Regions from separate parts of the Mus musculus genome. Here region 1 is linked to region 2. A link is a contact called in ENCODE Hi-C or POLR2A ChIA-PET data. All regions are on one chromosome and are shown on one strand. The core of a region is the stretch at or near the end of the contact, and the rest is flanking DNA. Distances in the headings are between cores, read along the strand shown.

Region 1 (2,700 bases), core at 113-2,612, 41 kb before region 2:
ATAAATATCTACTGCTCCCCACAACGGGGCCTTGTCTGTTCCCGCCTTCTTTATTCAGTTAACAAGCACCGAGGTGTGCTCCAACATATTCAAGATAACTAAGCAAACAGTGTTCCAGAGACTCATGGGATGTATACGTCTATGGCAACCTGGCTATAAAAAGTGGGGTCAAACAGCCTTGAGGAGTAATGAAGGAATTATCAGTAACAATTACAAGGCAATGGCAGAGAATAGGGTCCCAAATGTCACTTGTATGCAGTGTTGAGATTGTATGAGTCTCTCTTTTGAAATCTACCGTTTAAATCTTTCTTGAAGAATCTGGGTACAAGAATCACTTCCTTTTTGGATTCTTTGGTTTTATGTAAGTAGAGATTAAGCACGCATTGAAAAAGTCAATAATTTAACTATTTTCGCTGCCCAAGTTAAAAAATTACTACACCCAGCCCCCCCCCCGCCCCGAACTGAAAAGCATTTAATAAAGTAAAAATGTATGCGACTCAAACAAAACAGGTCAAACCAAATATTTACTCAAAAAGTAATCAGGTAAACAAATAAAGTTCAAAGTCCTGGCTTCCAAGGGGGCAGAAGTTTCAAGAGCTCTCCCCTCACCTCACCCCTTACCTCACGGATGCCTATAACTATTATCTAGCTCTGAACCCATACTGTGACTTTTAGGACCTGTTGCAGAATTTCAGAACCAAGCAATGCTGTATCCTTGTTTGTACTTTAAAGGTAGAAAGCACCAGGAAAAGCTAGGAATGTTCAACTAGAATTTCACTATGGTTCCTTCTGTGCCGGGTGGGCAGAGACCACCGAACAAAGGCGATGGCCAGGAGCTCCGTTTCGCCACAGGAGAACTGGAGCTCAGAGGGTATGGAGACGCCCACCACCCCAGAGTACCCACCCAATTCCCGAGAAGGTCGTCAGGGCTGGGCAGACACACCCTTGGGGCACTGGAGCCCCGAAGCCTCTAACCCCTCCTACCCGAAGGGGAGAATCAGCCCTGGGAGGGAGCCTGGGGCTACAAAAAGAGGCATTGGCGGCCACGAGAAACTCCCAGCTCGCCTCTCTCCCAGAGAACAGGATGGAAAATTAAAGGTCACAGGGGATGATTTACCTGCCCCAAGGACATGAGGTCCCAGGGCAGGGATGGTCTGGGGGCGACAGCAGGTGTGCTAGTGGACCCCGCATTGGGGCAGAAGTGAGAGGACGGGTGGAAGCATAGTCAGGAGCAGGGGTGGAGATGACAGGGACCGCGGGGCTGCAGGCTTCCTAGGACTCACCCGAGTGGGAGGAGGGAGCACGCGGCGGGCGGAGCTAACGAGGTCTGACCGAGGAAAGCCGCGGGCGGATCCGGAGACTGGCGGGAGCGCGTGTGCCCGCTTTTAAAGACTTATGTTGGGCGTGGCCTTGTTCGCCACGCCCATCATCGGTCATGCCCCTCGGGGTGTGCGATGGTCTCCGCCCGGCCCGCTGAGCTGGGCTCCCGCTGCGGGTTTCGAGCTCTGGCCCCGAGACAAAAGACCGGAATCCCGCCTCTTCCTGCGGCTTCCCGCGCGTCCGAGTCTCCCACCGTCTCCGGCTGCTCCTACCCGCCGGTCCCGGGACGTCCGGAGCACTCAGGATCGGCCCGGAGCCAGCGAGATCCGGTGTCGCCCCGTGGGATTCCCGCCACCCTTTACTGCACAAACGCCATATGTTAGCCTCCGGGGTGCAGGACTCCCCGGTGCAGGATAGTCTCTGGTCAGAATCCCGGCTTCTGGAATCCGCAGCTTTCCTGTCGCGAAAGAGCTGCATTCCTCATCTAGACTAAACAAATGACGTTATGAAAACACCTCATTCCCCAAGTGTTTTGCTTTCCCCCACCACTCTTTGCTGAGGGGGGAAGAAACCCACAACCCACGCAGAAACCCTGGCGCCAAAAGGCTTCGGGTTTCAGTTTGCAATTGTTTGCAGTTGTCCGAAAAGTCCAGGGATGTCTCGCCGGCGAAGACAGCAGAAAGGACCTAAAATCTGGGCTTGAGGTGACATATTATTGTTCTAGACAAAAAGCAAAATAATGTCATCTCTATCTGGTTTGTATTCTAGGACATTTGGTGATCCACTTCTCTGTCATCAGTAGTGGGTTGCCCTAAGAATTAGTATTTGAAGAGTGGTGACCTCCACGCCGCAATAGGCAGCGACCAAAACTACTCCCCTCTGTCACAAATCGATCACCCCTTTCATCCAGGCGCAACATCATGCTGTTAATAGCCTAGTTCTTTGGTGGGGGTTAGGATGACTTTAACTGATAGATGCCAGTACCCTCGCGTTGCGACAATAAAAAATTTCCCGCTTACGTTGCCAAAGGCCCTGTTAGGGGGGGTAGGAGGAGGCAGAGTTGAGGAAGGCCCCTCCGGTGACAAAGTACAGGCCTGGTTTATGCCTTTTTATGTCGTATGCTGGGCCCAATCCAAAATAAGCTCGTAATTGCAGCCAGATTCTCTGTCCACCAAGGACTGTTGAAAAACAGTGCAAGTAGTGATTGACATCTCCCCCAGATTGCGGCAGGAGTTTGAAAGCATGGGTGCCTGCTGTGAGCTTTTCTAAATACCAGCAATTCTTACATTCACGATTCCGATCTGTTTGCTTTACCTCCGCAGCTTGCTGCACTTCTTACGGGAGGGGCTTCTGGTTTGTTTTCACTGAAGGAAGCAGGGT
Region 2 (2,700 bases), core at 15-2,514:
ACTGCTTTCTGCTTTCTAAAGAGAACCAAGTAGGAATCTCTAAGTGTTTTCACTGATACGATGTTTACATTTTATTCCTCACATTGGTGCGGCATTCTGACATTTTTTTTTAAAAAATCTAGTTGGTGTGCAAAATAGTTATATCATCATAACGTTTATTTATCTTGATTTCTTAATAACAAATAATTTGGGGGACCATTTTGTTTATGTTCACTGAGAAATGTAAATTGCATTCATCATTTTTTTTTATTCTAAAGAGATCTGTTGACCGGTAGAAATATTTTACATCAACCATTGTCTCTCTCCTTCAGAGACTAGCCTTTTAAGTTGTATATCTGCAATTATTCTCCTTGTTTGAAATGCATAGTTTGCACCATTAGAATTTACATTTTGATTACTTTCCTTTGTTTTTTAAAATCAAATATCATTTGTTAGCCAAGTATGTAAGAGAATGCTAAAATGAGCCATTTTAGCTAAGAGGTATGCCATGAATATAACATGAAATTTTATATGGAGTTAATTATTCCCCTTCGTGCGTAATTGAGTCAAGATGGCATAAAATTAGTCCTCTGTGTCTTCAGTCAATAGTGCTTTTGTTCAAAGTTTTGAAGATCATTTGAAATATTCACTGAACCATTCGAAGGAGGCGTCCTTCCTTGAATGAGAGCCGACAGTGGGCATAGATGGATATTTATCCATGTTTCAGAAGGCAGGATTCAACCTGTCGCCCACTCTTCTTCAAGTCTTCACCCACCATCCCCTAACTTTCTATTGCTCTTTTTATGCTTCCAGTTCTTTGTCCTTTTTCTCAGCCTCTTCTCTTCCCTCAGACCACCCACCCTTCAAAGCCTATTGCGAGGCACTTTCAATCGGGCTAGAGTCTAGACTACAGGCTGGACAAGTTGTTCTCTCCCGCCCCACCCAATTCTCCAAGGAATTGGGCTAAAGACTAAAGCCACATTTCACAGTGACTGCAGAACTTCCCACTGGAACAAACTGTTTTCTCTTGGCCAGATTTAATGACCCATGAAACCTGAAGTGTGAACTGTTAGGGAGGGATGTAGGAATAATTCCAGTCCTGGGACAGTTGGACATTTCTTTTGATCTTCAGCCTGCTCCTGTCAGTTTGGGGAGGGCAGAGATGGAGGCTGTAAGAACGCAAAGTGAGGATCCAGGCTCTGCTCAGGCCGCTGTATCCGCAGCAGCCCCCTCTGCCCTGCACAGGTCCAGACAGGCACTCTACTAAAACACTGTCCTGGAGCCAGGACATCTTATCTCAGACGTTTATGTAAACATCACATTTCTTGTTCCCTGCCCCCTCCCCTGCATCCTGCAAGAGAATCCCAGAGCCTGGTGGCCACTCCAACCTTTCTCAGCATCAGAAGGAGACAAGCTCTAAGAAGAAGCTTGCTCCTGTACATGTTGGCTGTGGCTGGTTTCCCCAGAGACTCTCTCTGCATGTTGTCTATCTTTGCTGCTCGGGTCTGAGCACTCCTCCGAGTTCTCCATCACACTGTTACTTCTGTCTGTCTTCTTCATGGCACCAAGTCTGCTAATAAACTTCTCACTCCCTAGTAATCTGTCTCAGTGTCCTCTTGAACACCCCACCCCCACCCTAGTCCCCAAATAACTAAGGTCCTTGTGGTTTGTTTTTGTTTTCCCAGCTATAAATGTAAAGCCCAGACAAGGCAGCACTAGGAGATTTTTTTTCTTTTAGTACATAAACAAAGAACAAACTTTATAGCGCATGGTGCTGATTTTAAGTAGAATCTGTTTTTATAGACAAACCTGAAAGGGACACGGTGACTTTTAGGATTTGACTCTGAGGACATTTTGTTGGCAAATACATCTTTGAAACAATTCCGAACCAAATTTAACCAAATCCATACAGTCATTTCTGGCACGCCATTTAGGCTTTGTATTGTTAGTGAAGCAGCAAAATCCATTAAAGAAAAAGCCCTGGTCAAGAGAAGAGACACTGCTCTGGCTGCAGACCCAACATTCCACATTCCAGTGAGGTCAATTCAATTGTCTTCTTAAGGAAGGCAGGCTCGCCTTAAGCCAGGCTAAAGAGATAGGCAGAACAAATTCTCCTTTAATGCCCGCCTATGGCCTGAGTCAGCAAGGCAAGGCTTTTTCTTTTTCCTTTTTTCTGTCTCTGACTTTCAGATCCTGGCCAGAACCTAAGCACACCTTCTCTCATGCTTTGGGCATTTTTACTGTTTCTCTAAAGCTTTCCTCCCCACCACCCCACCGCACTGCTGCTGTATAGTCCTCAGTACCAGCATAAACAGCCCCTTGGCTTCTCAGTTACCCTCCTCTGGGCCACTGCTGAGATCTGCAGCTTGCCTGCCCTGGGAGCTTTACTTTTAAACTCATAAAATTGTCTTTGAGCTTCTGTTTGAATCCATTCTTTTTGTTTGTTTGTTTTGGTTTTGGTTTTTGGTTTTTTGGGACAGGGAAATCCATTCTTAAATCATTTTCCTAATAAAACTAAGAACCTAAAATGGTGGCTTCAGCTTCCCCTGTATCATCAGGTGATGGCGGGAACCCCCCTCAAATTCCAGGAACAGTATTGAGTCACTACCTGTAAAAGATCAAATTCTCTCGGGGAGCTGATAGCGTCGGAGCTTGCTTTGAAATCAAATCTTTGCCCAAAGCGATAGGCGCGCACACAGCTGTTAGCTTTGCCAGGCAGCT

Evidence for each region. A loop is a pair of places that touch in the nucleus more often than their neighbours do. ChIA-PET counts read pairs that join two places held with the same protein, here RNA polymerase II (POLR2A).
Region 1: a map of heart shows a loop between it and region 2 (2.9-fold over the local background). The contact joins the promoter of Csrp2 here to the enhancer-like site in region 2. A Hi-C loop is called at or near these places in 3 of 37 maps with a recorded cell type or tissue (all heart). POLR2A ChIA-PET finds 5 or more read pairs at or near these places in 2 of 5 experiments (both embryonic stem cell).

The regions. Positions count from the first base shown.
Region 1 is chr10:110,918,838-110,921,537 of GRCm38, reverse strand. Csrp2 (cysteine and glycine-rich protein 2) reads right to left here and starts at 1,362. Exons shown (of 6, transcript NM_007792.4): 1 at 1,284-1,362.
Region 2 is chr10:110,878,140-110,880,839 of GRCm38, reverse strand. All of the region lies in intron 2 of 1700020G17Rik (RIKEN cDNA 1700020G17 gene), which reads left to right. Among named protein-coding and RNA genes, the nearest start is that of Gm22186, 13 kb to the left of the region's middle. Within about 2 kb of position 1,264, at least 1 of the 3 ENCODE cell types and tissues checked has a DNase peak (open chromatin) inside an H3K27ac peak, as active enhancers do; it is heart, where a contact is called at or near this core.